2 separate regions of the Homo sapiens genome follow, and region 1 is linked to region 2. Evidence: chromatin contacts called from ENCODE Hi-C or POLR2A ChIA-PET data. All regions are on one chromosome and are shown on one strand. The core of a region is the stretch at or near the end of the contact, and the rest is flanking DNA. Distances in the headings are between cores, read along the strand shown. Region 1 has its middle 18 kb from the start of CTAGE1. Region 2 has its middle 73 kb from the start of CTAGE1.

What was found. A loop is a pair of places that touch in the nucleus more often than their neighbours do. ChIA-PET counts read pairs that join two places held with the same protein, here RNA polymerase II (POLR2A). Pooled maps may share reads with other maps.
Region 1: a loop to region 2 is called in a map of esophagus muscularis mucosa, with 12 times the contacts of the local background. The contact joins two enhancer-like sites. A Hi-C loop is called at or near these places in 4 of 168 maps with a recorded cell type or tissue (Caco-2, HCT116, esophagus muscularis mucosa and 1 more) and 1 of 50 pooled maps. POLR2A ChIA-PET finds 5 or more read pairs at or near these places in 2 of 52 experiments (AG04449 and activated T-cell).

Annotation. Positions count from the first base shown.
Region 1 is chr18:22,432,574-22,439,180 of GRCh38, reverse strand. No RefSeq gene overlaps it. Among named protein-coding and RNA genes, the nearest start is that of CTAGE1, 18 kb to the right of the region's middle. Within about 2 kb of position 3,845, at least 2 of the 41 ENCODE cell types and tissues checked have a DNase peak (open chromatin) inside an H3K27ac peak, as active enhancers do.
Region 2 is chr18:22,487,138-22,494,440 of GRCh38, reverse strand. No RefSeq gene overlaps it. Among named protein-coding and RNA genes, the nearest start is that of CTAGE1, 73 kb to the right of the region's middle. Within about 2 kb of position 5,725, at least 6 of the 41 ENCODE cell types and tissues checked have a DNase peak (open chromatin) inside an H3K27ac peak, as active enhancers do.

The sequences.
Region 1 (6,607 bases), core at 2,596-5,095, 53 kb after region 2:
AAATGTTTTGTATCTGTAGTCATAAGCAGGCTTGGCCAAAAATGTTTTGTGCCATCTTTGTCAGGTTTCACTATATGCTAGCTTTTTAAAGAAAATGTAAGGAATTCCATATTTTATTTAAATTATAGCTCTCTTTACAATTTTTTAGTTGAAGTCATATATGTATAGAAAAGTATATATATCAACTAATTTTCACAAAGTAAACACAGCTGAGTAACAAGTATCTCCAACACTCCCTCTTTTACTACCTATCCCCCAGAAGGGTAACCACTACTCTTATTTTTAACAGCATAGGCTAATTTTATCTGTTTTTATATTTTATCTGAAGGGACTCATACATATGTATTTTTCTGTGGTTTTCTTTAACTCAATATTATGTTTGTGAGATTCAGTCTTATTATTGTGTGTGACTGTATATAACTCATTCTGTTCAAAATATAATATTCTGTTGTGTGAATATACCAAAAATTACTTCTTAATTCTGCTACTGATGGCATTTGGGTTGTTTTCAGTTTGAGGCTATTACAAATGCTGTTTTTGGCCGGGCGCGGTGGCTCACGCCTGTAATCCCAGCACTTTGGGAGGCAGAGGCGGGCGGATCATGAGGTCAGGAGATCGAGACCATCCTGGCTAACACAGTGAAACCCCGCCTCTACTAAAAATACAAAAAATTAGCCGGGCGTGGTGGCGGGCGCCTGTAGTCCCAGCTACTCGGGAGGCTGAGGCAGCAGAATGGCGTGAACCCTGGAGGCGGAGCTTGCAGTGAGCCGAGATCGCGCCACTGCACTCCAGCCTGGGCGACAGAGCGAGACTCCGTCTCAAAAAAAAAAAAACAAAACAACAACAACAACAAAAAAAAACCAAATGCTGTTTTTATGAACATTCTAGTACATGTTGTTTCTTTAAATATATGCACATATCTCTGTTGGGTATATACTTAGGAGTAGAATTGCTCTTAACTAATGCATATTGGTTGTTGGTCATTTTCTGATTGTTTTGTGGAAGTCTTGTGTATATTTAGGATGCAAAGTAAAAGGATGAAAAAGATATATCATAATATATCATACAATCAGTAACCATAAGAAGCTAGAGTGGCTATGCTGATATTGGAGAAGACAGACTTTAAAACAAAAATTTTCACTAGGGACAAATAAGAACATTTTACAACACTTAAAGGGTCAATTCATCAGGAAGATGTGACAATTTTAAACATACGTGCACCTAACAACAGAGCCCCCAGATATACAAAGCAAATATAGACAGAATGGATAGAAGGAAAAATAGATAATTCACAAGTAATAATTGGAGACTTATACACCCCACTTTCAGAAATAGATAGAAAAACTAGAAAGAAGATCAACAAAGAATAGATGACTTTGATATAGGAGTGAACCTTCATGACTTGAGGTTAGGCAAAACCTTCTTAATTAAGACACTAAAACCACAAGTGACAAAAAAAGGCAAATTAAGTTTCATAAAAATTTAAAACTTTATTGTTTCAAAGAAGATCATCAAGAAAGTGAAAAGATAACCCGCACAATGAGAGAAAATATTTGCAAATCGTATATCTGAAAAAGGGCTTGTATTTAGAATATATAAAGAACACCTACAACTCAATAATAAAAAGAAAAAATAACCCAGTTGAAAAATGGGCAATGAATCTGAGCAGACATCCCTTCAAAGGTGATATACAAATGGCCATTAAATACGTGAAAAGACACTCAACATTCTTAGTCATAAGAGAAATGCAAATCAAAACCACAATGAAATAACACTTCATATCCACAGAAATGGCTATAATTAAATAAAAATATAAATAATAGCAAATGTTGACAAGGATGTAGAGAAATTAGAGCCCTTGTATATGGCTAATGATAATGAAAATAGTGCAGCCACTTTGGAAAACAGTCTGGCAGTTCCTCAAAGTGTTAAACATATAATTACCATGTAACCCAGCAATTCTACTCCTAAATACACATGTAAGAAAAATGAAAACACACATGTACATAAAAACATAAGTTTTATGTACATTGTTCATAACAGCACACAACCAAAATGGCAATCAACTGATGAATGGATAATTTGTTGTATATCTATGCAATGAAATGTTGTTCAGCAATAACACAGAATGAAATACTGATACATGCTACATCATCAATGAACAAAACCTTATGTCCAGTGAAAGAAGCCAGTCACAACTGACCACATATTGTATAATCTCATTTACAGGCAATGTCCAGATTATGCAAATCCGTAGGACAGAAAGTAGATTCATGGTTGCCTGGGTTTGGGAAGTTTGAGGAGGGGAAGATGGAGAATGATTGCTAATTGCAAGATTTCTCTTATGGGTAATGAAATATTCTAAGCTTGATTTTGATAATGGTTGTACAACTCTGAATACACTAAACACCATTGAATTGTACACTTTAAATGTGTGAATTGTATGATATGTGGATTATAACCCTTTAAAGCTGCTAAAAAAGAACAATTTTGATCTTAAGCCATTCAAGCTTACATTCTTTAAAGGATTATTATTCTTTTATATTTCCCACAGTGCTCAGAATACACTGCTAAGTGGTTAATAAATGCTACTGAATTGAGTAAAACGTTTAGTGAAACTGGACTGACTGATTCAACAGGGTGCTTTTAGATTTCTCCTGTGCACAGAGAATTAGACCATCCCATGGGCTTGCTATGATGAAGAACAGAACCCTTCCCTGGGATAGATGAAAAGGAGAATCACCCCAAACAACAAGACAACCAAGCTACGAGCAGGCACGCTCCTATCTGCATGACTGATAAAGACCATCTGATGCCGCCAGTTACTCAGTGAGGCCATTCTCTAGGCAAAGTCACAATATTTATTTTAACACCAGTGACTATTGAGTGTGTGTGTATATCTATGTAGTGATAAAACACTGCTGTAATATGTACACAGGATCTGAACAAGATCAATTCATCAGGACCATCATGCAGTCTACATATGAGAGAGGTTGTTTATGTAGTGGGTTGATAGAATACCGTGATACAAGCCACAGAAAAGCACTGTCTGATGTTCATAATGCATGCTATGTATTTCACAATATGGGCATTATGTAAATAATTAATAGCATGGACTAGAGATAGCATTGATAGGAAGGAGAGAGACAGCATGCAAGAAAGTCTGCTCAAATACGCTAATGAGTAGGATAGAAATATTTCACCAAGCACATCACACATTTTAGGGACTCTTGTTATCAAGCATTGTCTTGTGGGATGGCTGATTTTTCTTCTCAATGACTGCCAGTCCTACAGATACAATTTTGAAGTATTTTATTTGTAAATTTAAAAAGCTGTTTCCACTGTCTATGTGTATGAAAGTCAATGTGGAAAGAAATTGCCCCATGAAATAGGACAATAAAATGCAACTATTTGAACTGCTTAGATGCCAGTCTTTTTCTCAGAAATGTTCTATTCAGGAATACAGTAAGCTTAATTGGCAAGATATTGACTAGCCTATATGTAATTTATCTTTCAACCATTACTCAGTGTTTCCCCAAGTACCCTGTTGTCTACCTAGAGAGGAGCACTGTACTGATGAGCTGGAGCTCAGGTCCCCAAGGATGTCTCCTTTTCCTAATACATATATATTAATTCCCATTAACCTCATTTAGAGTAAGGAGTAATGTGGGCATGAAGAGGAGGCCAGACAGCCAGATGGCTGTGAGTGTCTGTTACGGTATATGAGTAACTCTTCCCACTATTCAGCCTTTATTTAACCAATGAATTCACATGATGAGTAACTCATTTTTGAGGACTGGTTTGCTTTCCTCCAGGATAACTGACAAAGACATGAACTCTCTCATACCCTTTCCTAGAGCTAGAAGTTACGAAAGCTGTGAAAGACACTGAAAAAAGGTAACTCTCCAAGTGAAGGCAGCCATTTACAGAGGGAAAGTGCACCGGAGGAGCATTTGTGAAAGTGCAGTCACCAGCAATAGCCCAGTGAGCTTCCCTCCCAAAACGGAGAGGCCAATGAATCATGGCTGCTCCCTGTCCATCAACACCCCGCCTCACCCCCACCCACTTAGACCTTGGTGGAAATGGCAAGAAAACCAAACAGCTATTTATACATTTCTTTTTGAAGTCCTAAAACTCAGTGGTGGCATCAATTGACTTCTCTCTTCAACTCTCAACCCTTAAGGAATAAAAAAGAGGAATCAGCTGATGGCCATCTCTGAGGCTGACCCAGAGAGTTAAGGAGACTGCTGGCCTCACCTCCTCTGTCTTTAGGTGTTCAGGGAACACAGCTCTAGGGCTTCAGGATTTGCAGTGATTATTTAGGTCCTCTGATTAGAGGCAGGGTTGGAGTCTCTTCAGTAAAATCATCGTGTCCGGCTTCTAGAAAAATTATTATTGCAACCCTTTGAACAAGAAAAAAAACCCCTCTATTTTTAATTTAAACAATAAAGCAAAGAACTTGAAAGTATATCTCAGAGTGGTGTTAAGAAGCCAAGAAGTGTTAAGAAGTGGTGGTGGTGTTAAGAAGCCAAGAAGATGGTGGCCGACTGGGTCAAACGGCACTGTGAGCACAAGGCAGATGCAGGTGGAAAAGTGTGTTTTGTGATCCTGTTGGTATGAATGATTTCTCTCCCAGAAGAGTAGCTTGGTGGATCCATCTTAGGCTGGGGGTTTCCAGGCAAGTACAATGGAGGGAGAGAAACAAGAGAGCTTTGAGGGTGCTTGTGAAGATGGAGCCAACCATTAATTAAGCCATGAATTAATTAAGCCATGAAAGGAAGGATGAGAGAACATGGGGACCTGATGAGTAATAAGAAAATTAGGGAGTTAGTGAAGTGGCCGTCGTGGGTTCATTTAAACCTCAAAATAACCCCACAGTGTTACCGGGGATTAAAGAGATTAACTTGCCCAAGGTCACAAAGCTAATAAAAAGCAGATTGCAGATTTCAACTTGCTTTGTCTGACATGAAATCTAGTGTGTGAGGCACCACTATACATATCCACAGACACTGTAACTTCCCTTCCGCCTCTGGGTAATGTGCCAATTCCAGTCTACCGTAACTGAAACCAGCAGGGGAGAGTTCCAAGTGTGGACTAGGCCGAACTGATCCAACTACAAGACAATCTCCCTTTGGGGTGTCCCGATCCCACTGTGAGGTATGATCCTCTCACCCAGAGCATGTCTACAGAGCATCAAGTAACAGGATGGCTGAGAAAGTCCACATTTTATATGAAGCTTTTCTGTTTTAAAAATCTTTCAGCACTGTGTGTGCATACAATCATTTTTAATTATAGTTTTTAGCTCCTAAAAACTATAATGCATATATATGCTTTGGGATTATAGCCATCTGTTCTAAGTCTCACAATATATTCCAGATATAAAAAATAAAACATAAAACAAAATTTGAAGAAGTCAAGCCAGAGTTTGTAGTTGCATAAAAAGTCTCTTACTTGCTTGATGAATGATAGTGACTTATGGAATTATTTAACATCTTCATCCAGGTGTTTTTTTTTTTCCCATTAATAATAGTATAGCAGCTCAGATAGTTTACCAATCTAAGATCATTTTAATGGTGATGTGTTACTTTTCTCTTGCTTTGGATATTTAAAGCAAGATTTGCAAAGTTGTTTGTTCGTTTGTTTTTGCAGTTCCGTACTTTTTAGTCTTTGGGATGCCCCTCATGAGCAAAGTGTTAAAGGAGAACCCTGTTTCTCTATGTAATTGTAAATGCATAAGCTTGTAGCATCTCAGACTTAGAACCACATTGGAAATCTGGTCGGCGTCCCACGGGGTACAGGAAGCCTCCAGGAGGGGTCCCTGACAGCAGTTACCAGATTCTTCTTAGCCACTTCTGACAACAAACTGCGGAGGCTTAGCCCATCTTTTAACTGCTCTGATTACAGCTCCCAGGGAGGAGACAAACCTTTAAGAGGTCTTCCTAAACCTAAGTGTCCCCCTTGCAGGTCACTTCAGGATATAACTGAATCCAAATTATTAACTAAAGATGTAACGTGTTTTCTCTACTCCCAACCGCTCTCCAAGAAATGTCTTGACTTGCAGCTGCTACCAGAAAGAAAAAGCGAGAACGCCGGTGGCGCCTTCTCACGGACTCTATCAGAGCATGGATAGATTGTGTGCCCTGGGGGGCTGATGTGGACAGGAACACCAGGTTCTCCCTCGTTTGTTCTTTATCTGTACTTACTGCACGTTTTTCTGCCATGGACTTTTTATTATTCTAAATTGTGAGTGAGATAATAGTTGGTTTCTCAAAGTGCAAAGGCTAAACCTACTGATAAACTTCAGCCGCTACCAAAGGATAAACGCCACCCAAACTGCCAAAACAATCATGACCTCACTTCCTGCATGGAGTCTGAATGCTTCACCAGAAACTCAGAGAACCCGGCAGGCAAGGCTCTGGCACGGGTCACAGGCAGAGATCAATGAGTCATCCAAGCCGTTCCTTGGCCAATTCTTTTAAGGAAGGAAGATATGGAGCAAGTTATTTTGCTCCATCTCCCGTATCACTACTTGTGTCTCGGGAGACTTTGCTATCATCAAGCCTTTCAAAGAGATGAGTTTGATTCCCACTGTTCCTACCAGTAAAAT
Region 2 (7,303 bases), core at 4,476-6,975:
AAAATGAGTTTTAATTATCAAGAGGGGTGTAAGACCTAGGAGATGAAATGAACCCCTCCACTTGGGGCTACTGCAAAAGAGAGGGTAAGTTTAAGGGATGCAGTGTGAGTCCTGAAAGAGACCCCAGGAAGCCACAGCTCTTGGGTTTATAGCCTCGACTCTAAAATCTGCCCTGAAAATGCCCCATTTTACTCATTCCACCCCCGGATAGTAAGCTGCAAATTACTGGACAAATTCTTAAAATTCCAACCCAACTGAAGCTGCTGCCTGAAATGGAATTACCCAGAGGCCCCAGAAGCAGGAGAGGCAGGGATAGTGCAGAGCAGAGCTGGGAGAGCCTCCAGCTCCAAGGCAGCATCTGTCTTCCTGGCTTTGATGCCCTGACAGCCCCGTAGCTGTCTAGCGTGTGTCCTGACCTCAGTCTTCTTCTCAGGACTTTCAACCATGAGGGCAGTTGGCCTTTTCTTTCTCTAGGCCTCTCATCTCTTACACTATGACCTGGCTCCCCTGGACTTCCTGAAACTCAGTCCCCTTTCCTGGCTCAAGCTCAACAAAGTGTACTGAGCCCATCTCAATTGCTGGCACACTATTCTCTTCCTACCTGAAGAAGGGATTCTAAACTCATATGACACACCTCTCTGGGATATTGTGAGGCTAAAATGAGCTAAAAGGACATTTTTAGTGGTGGCAATAGAGGTAGAGATAATTAGTGGTGGTAGAAGTAGCAGTTGCTAGCACTGAGTAAACAGTAAGTGGCCACCAACCTTCAGAAGAAAGAGCCTTGGGCTCTAAATTTATTAGCTCAGAACCAGTGGCACAGATATAAATTCTACTTCCAGTCCTGGAGTGCAGGAGACTAAAGGTCCTAGGAAACCCTACTCTAATACCCAGTCACAGGCCTGTGTCTATAACTCTTTAACAGTCATTAAAAATGTTTCTGCTTATTCAGCAAGGCACATTTACTGAGGGATTAGGAAAACTCATAAAACATTGCACTCTATTCAAAGTCTTCTTCAGATAAACTCTCTAAAGCTTTGAAGTATCCACTTGCCAAGGGTTTTTCATTACCCCTTATCCCCTTGGCAAAGTGCCTGTGTGTGTGTATGTGTGTGTGTGTGTGTGTGTGTGTATGTGTGTGTGTGTATGGTATTTTTTTGGTAGGGGAGGGTCTTAATAGCTCTAAAGATCTACCCATACCACAGAGATGGGTGGGAAATATTTTTATTTTAGAGTCTATCAATACAGAATATTCAGTCATTCCATGTAGTTCCATCATTTTTCAAGAGCATAGTATGGTGGGAAGGACACTGGGCTGGGATTCGGAGAAGTGACCCCTAATGGTGGCTCTGCCACCAGCTAGTTATATAACCTTGGGTAAGTCACTCCCCTTTCCAGGCCTTGCATTCATCATATATACAGTTAAGCAGGGGACAGATGAGCTCTAAGCTTCACTTAGCTCTAACTGATTTGATTTTCAGCTGAAGACTTGGTCACATGCAGTGCTTCCCCAACTCCCAGCAGGACCTGGGGACCTGCAGAGGACAGCAGAGCATTCAGAGAGAAGGACATCTGAATTAACTTTTCAGCACGATTCATGAAATGTTAATCAATCTTGTTTGTTTTTATAGTGGAGGGTGTGTGTAAGCATGAGAGTGTGTGTTTGTGTGTGTGTACCTAAGCTTGTGAGTTTATGTGAACATGAACCCAGAGGACTTTTTTTTTTTTTTTTAAAGAACTAAGAGTGTCTTTAGGGGTCATCTAATCCTGTGCTTTCAAACTCTTTATAGACAGCATAATCTTTTCTTCAGTGACATTTTAGCAGACCTCGGACACGTATAAAAGACAAAAGTAGAGCTCTGGCTCCAGGGACACGGAACCCCCGTCTGTCTCTTGGTCCTTCTCTCTTTCCACCTGCCTCCCACCTGGACTTCTAAGGCTCCACAGAACGCAGAGCTTCTGGGCACCTGGATGAACGGTTCACATGGGAGTCAACAGTGGCTCAGAGAGGCCGGGATTTGCTCAGAGGAATACACGCAACTGGTTTGGAAGCTGGGGTTTTGATACCTGTCCTGGGATCTTTGAACCCGTCATGTTATATAATTCTTTCTTCATCACTATCATAGGCTCTCTGAGGATGGCAGGAGTTTAAAAGCTAATAGTCATAGTAGCATCTGTGTTAAGATTCAAGGAGCTATGGGCTTGTCATCCTTTGACTCAGTACACAGGATACTCTTTTTGTGCAGACAAATATGTCCTTCTTCCTAAAGTGCTTTTTAAACAGAGCTACATAAAAAAAGGTTTTTTTAAAAGCTTATTTCACCTCATGTCCATTAGGATGATAATCATAAAAGTCAAGAGATAAAAAATGTCAGCAAGGGTGTGGAGAAAAGGGAAAAATTGTACATTGTTGGTGGAAATGTAGATTGGCGCAAGCATTATGGAAAACAATATGGAGGTTCCTAGACAAATTAAGAAAAACCTAAGCCACATGGTGAGTTCACATCTCTACAAAAAACTAAAAAATTAGCCCAGCATGGTGGCACATGTCTGTAGTCTTAGCTACTTGGGAGGCTGAGGTGGGAGGATGACTTGAGCATGGGAGGTTGAGGCTACAGTAGCCATGATCATGCCACTGCACTCCAGCCTGAGCAATGAAGTGAAACCCTGTCTCAAAAAAATTGATTAAAAATAGAATGACCATTTAACATAGTAATCCCTCTTCTGATTATATACCCAAGGAGATGAAATCACCACCTCATAAAGATATCTGCACACCCATGTTTGTTGCAGCATTATTCACAATAGTCAAGATATGGGAACAACCTAAGTGTCCATCAATGGACAAATGGATAAAGAAACAGATATATGTGTCCTCTGACTCAGTACACAGGACACTCTTTATCTATCTATCTATCTATCTATCTATCTATCTATCTATCTATCATCATCTAGCTATCCATCCAATAGAATGTTATTCAGCCTTAAAAAAGGAAATCCTGCCATTTGCCACAACTTGGATGGAACTGGAGGATATTACACTAGATGAAGTAAGCCAGGCATAGAAAGAAAAACATTTTATGATATCACTTGTATGTAGAATCTAAACCAAAATTAAAGTCAAATATACAAACACAGAGAATAAAACAGTAGTTACCAGGGGTTAGGGAAAAGGGGAACAAATGGGAAGATGTAGGTCAGAGGTTATCAAGTAGCATATATTAGAATGAATAAGCCTAGAGCTCTAATGTACAGGAGGACTGTAATTAATAAAATTTTATGCATTTAGGAGTCCTGTTAAATGAGTAGATTTTAGCTGCTCTTACCAAACAAAGGGGCAGGGCAATGGGGATAACTCTGTGAGATGCTGAATATATTTGTTTTATTATAGTAACCTTTTTACTATCTATATGTATCCCATAACATAATGTTGTATACCTTAAATATACACATCATATTTTAAATTTTATTTTTAAAAGTAAATGCTATTGTGTATCTTTTTTAATGTAAAGATTTATTCCATATAAAAACTTTTAAAAAAATGGTTCAGGAAGAGGCAAAATGAAATGTTTTTACTTGCTCATTGGGGAAAATGTTCACGGAACTTCAGCACCACCAGCAGAGTAAGCTGACAGTAGCATACAGAAGTATGAGGGCTCCTTGGTATGACCTCGGTGCACTGAGATTTTCTGGGAAAATCTGTATCAGTAATCATAGTTGTATAGCTCCAGGGTCCAACTCTAGATTGCAAAATATTTCCCCTTTTGGACTTCAACTCAACAATAATTCAACAGTGTGACAACTCAGTAGGAAACGGACCTTGAACAAGAGTGATAGGTATCTTTAGCTTGGCCTGGGCTGCCCAGGAAGCTTAGTGGCAGATAAAGTAATCACACCCTATGGCCTTCCGCTCTCACAAAAGAATCACTTGCATTGTGCAAGCCAAGCATATTTCACACAAAACCTTGTTTCCACTTTTCCTCTAAAGTGGTCTTTGGCAGTTTTTTCAGTTCCTAACATTCTGTTTTGGTCACAAACAAACCTCTGCTGTGCACTTTATGGGTGTGCTGAACCACTGAGTATTAGAGCTGAAATCGGCCTCAGAGATCATCAAATCCAATCCTGTCATTTCATAGCAAAGGAGTCAGAGGTAGAGGGAGAGGAGATGACTTGTCCAAAGTCACACAGTGAGAGAAAAGCAGAACCAGGTCAGGAGCTGAGCTGCTGTCCTGATGTGAAGCACTTTTTCATGACTCTATGCCACTTCTGAATTAGCCACAACACCATGAGGGGAGATGTCTTCCATATGGCTCAGGGGTGTGGTATTTGCCGTCAGACAATAGTTATTTATTGAGCACCCACAACATGCTAGGGAAACCCTTCAATAGGCTTACAGTCTGGAGGGGAAGACATACATTAAACAAAGAATCTTAAATGAGTAAGTGCATTAGTGTTGCCAACCATTCAGTGAAGAATGCATTAGTGTTGCCATGGGAATGTTATCTCCAGGGCTGATTGGGGCTATGTCCAGGGCCAAATCTGATTGGTTGATCCTGTGAGTTAGTAGTTAAATATTAATATGTTGGCTCACCCTAGGTTATGGGCCAAAGATTGTTTACATAATGCACGGGTTACTTCACCCATCTGATTCTGCTCCTCTTGGTTTCTTCTTCCTGATGATTCTACCTCCAGGAAGACAGGTAATGCAAAAGAACTAGAGTTCCTACAAACAGTCTTGTTCTCGCTCAGAACTGCTTTGACAGCTGGAGTAGTGAAGTCAACATTTGAATTATCTGTGAGTCCCATGTATTTGTGCTCTCCTCAGGATGGAGCAGGCTGGATTTTTTAACCTGATATCCCATTTACACAGGTCTTACACTCCTTACATTGATATCAAAACTAAAACAGTGACTTCAAAATTGAACACAAACCTGAATTTTGAATATTAATCACTCCTCGTCTCCAACACTCTCTTCCATCCCTACTAACATTTTTGCAAGCCATTCCTAATTCAACTGCTCTTCCAAATGCAGTCAGCACCGAGGAAGAAGTCCTCTCATGAATCTTTTTGGAAAAGGAGCTCTCATGCCCAAATTCCTTATAATTCCAGGAGCATGTCAAGAAGAAATTGTTAAAGAAAATTTCTACACAGTGGACTTCCCATTGGAGAATGAATCACAGGACATTTTTCTAAATCAAGAATGTTTGAATTTGGGGTGTGGGTCACACCTGGAGAAGCCCTCCTCTTCGTCTCTTCCTGGTTTACTTTCTATCCTGGGAATTTCCCCTTCCTCTTTCTTTTCCATCTAGTTTGTGAGGTTTCCCTGAACCCCTTCCTTATTTCCCCTTTGTCCCCAAGTTCATTCACATTATTCTCTTCTTCTGCAATGACTCCCTCCTGGCCTTTGCTGGCTTTCCCTGCATCTTCATGGGTGGCCTTGTCCCCCTCCTCCCACTTCCCAGTCTTCTCCCTTCCTCCCCTATCCCCAAACATGAGAGCTGCACAAAAGCTGGAACTATGCAGCAAAGGGGGAAAGAGCAAGGCTTCCTCTCCCAGCATTTCCTTCCCCTGGCCAGCAAGTGCCTCAGGGATAGGGCGCTGGCTTGCCTGGCAGAGGACAACGTGTCCAAAGCAGGTTGGCTGTGAATCAGTCTTCAGCTTGGGTCAGTGCTTTCTCTCTGTTGAGAAATTGGGCCAAGTTTGGCCAAAGGCCCATTCGAAGTCCAGTTCTGGAATACGTGTCTATTCCTCATCTCCGTCTACTTTCCCCAGAGATCCCAAGAGGCCAGACAAGCTGTTCCCACACCAGGCTCTCATCAGGGTGGCTTGACATCACTTTTCCTCTCCAGGAAAATAATTACAGTTGAACTTTCCTTTAAGAAAATCCAATGTAGATTTAGAATTAGAGAATAATGTCTCTTTTTACAAAAAGTTTTACCATGGGAGTGGTTTCAATAGAACATGCCTGTGTTACACCGAAAACATGATTCAATCTGCAAATGTTTTGAAGCTACTTTCAGGAATATATTTATTGAGTAAAGTAAGGCACACAATGCAAGCAAGTCATTGTCCAACCAGGGGGAAGACAGAGCCAGCCTTGCCAGGTCACCTTGCTTTTATCCTGACCTTCTACCTCATATTGTCTCCATCTCTTCCTGCTGTTCTTTCCTGTTCTTCCCACAGGTCTAAGGTGTGGCTACAAAATGTAACAAAAACACTTGCTGGACTGTAGCAAGGTAGGCATTAAATACATATTATTAATATTAAAATAACCTGACTTGAATCACACATCTAAAAGAGTATTGTCCTCTAAAGTAATCATGCTTAAATTTATTGCAATGATGCTGTTATTACTTAAAACCCCATTCTGGAATGTATTTACTTGAATTACTTTGGAATTATATCCAGATCCAGTTTATGAGCCAGACAAAAAATTATAGAGAGGCCTTAGGAATCATCTGGGGCATCCTTAATTTTATAAATGAAGAAAGTGAGCCCACAGAGTTTGTGTATTTGTTTTTCTCCAACACCAAGAAGTTGTTACTCACTGGGGATGGTGGCTCATGCCTGTAATCCCCACATTTGGGGAGGCTGAGGTGAGAGGATCCCTTCAGGCCATGAGTTTTAGACCAGCCTGGGCAATATAGCAAGATGTCATCTCTACAATTTTTTTTAAATTAGCCTGGCATAGTAGTACACACTTGTAGTCCTAGCTACTCAGAAGGCTGAGGTGGGAGGCTCATTTGACCGTAGGAGTTCAAGGTTGCAATGAGCTAGGATTGCACCACTGCAGTCTAGCCTGGGTGACAGAGTGAGACCCTGCTTAACAAAAAAAAAAAAAAAAAAAAAAAGAAAGAGAAAGAAGAGAAAGAAAGAAAGAAAAGTTGTTAGCTTATTTTTGTTGTAGAATAAACCAAAAAGTGACAGCATTGTTCATTAATCTTTGATTAATAAACCAAATGCCTTTATTAAGCCTGAAAACATTATAAAACCTACTACTTATTAAACATGTCACCATGTGACAAACCTGTGCCAATCACTTATCACAACAAAAAAGAACACACACCCATGATATGAGAATGTCCAATTTATGGAGGAGGTAAATAAGACTTTGACATTAAAAGTGACATGCTAAGAACCACACAGTTAAGACGTGACAGTCAGTGGTAGACTTGGGCCTGGGTATCTCTGCTTTCAAAGCCTGTGAGCTTTTCACAATTCTGTGTTGCACTAAACAAACCAAGAAGCTGTTGTTTGCAGAATGAGAAACTGTCAGACATTGTTATTATTGTGAAAACTAAGAGA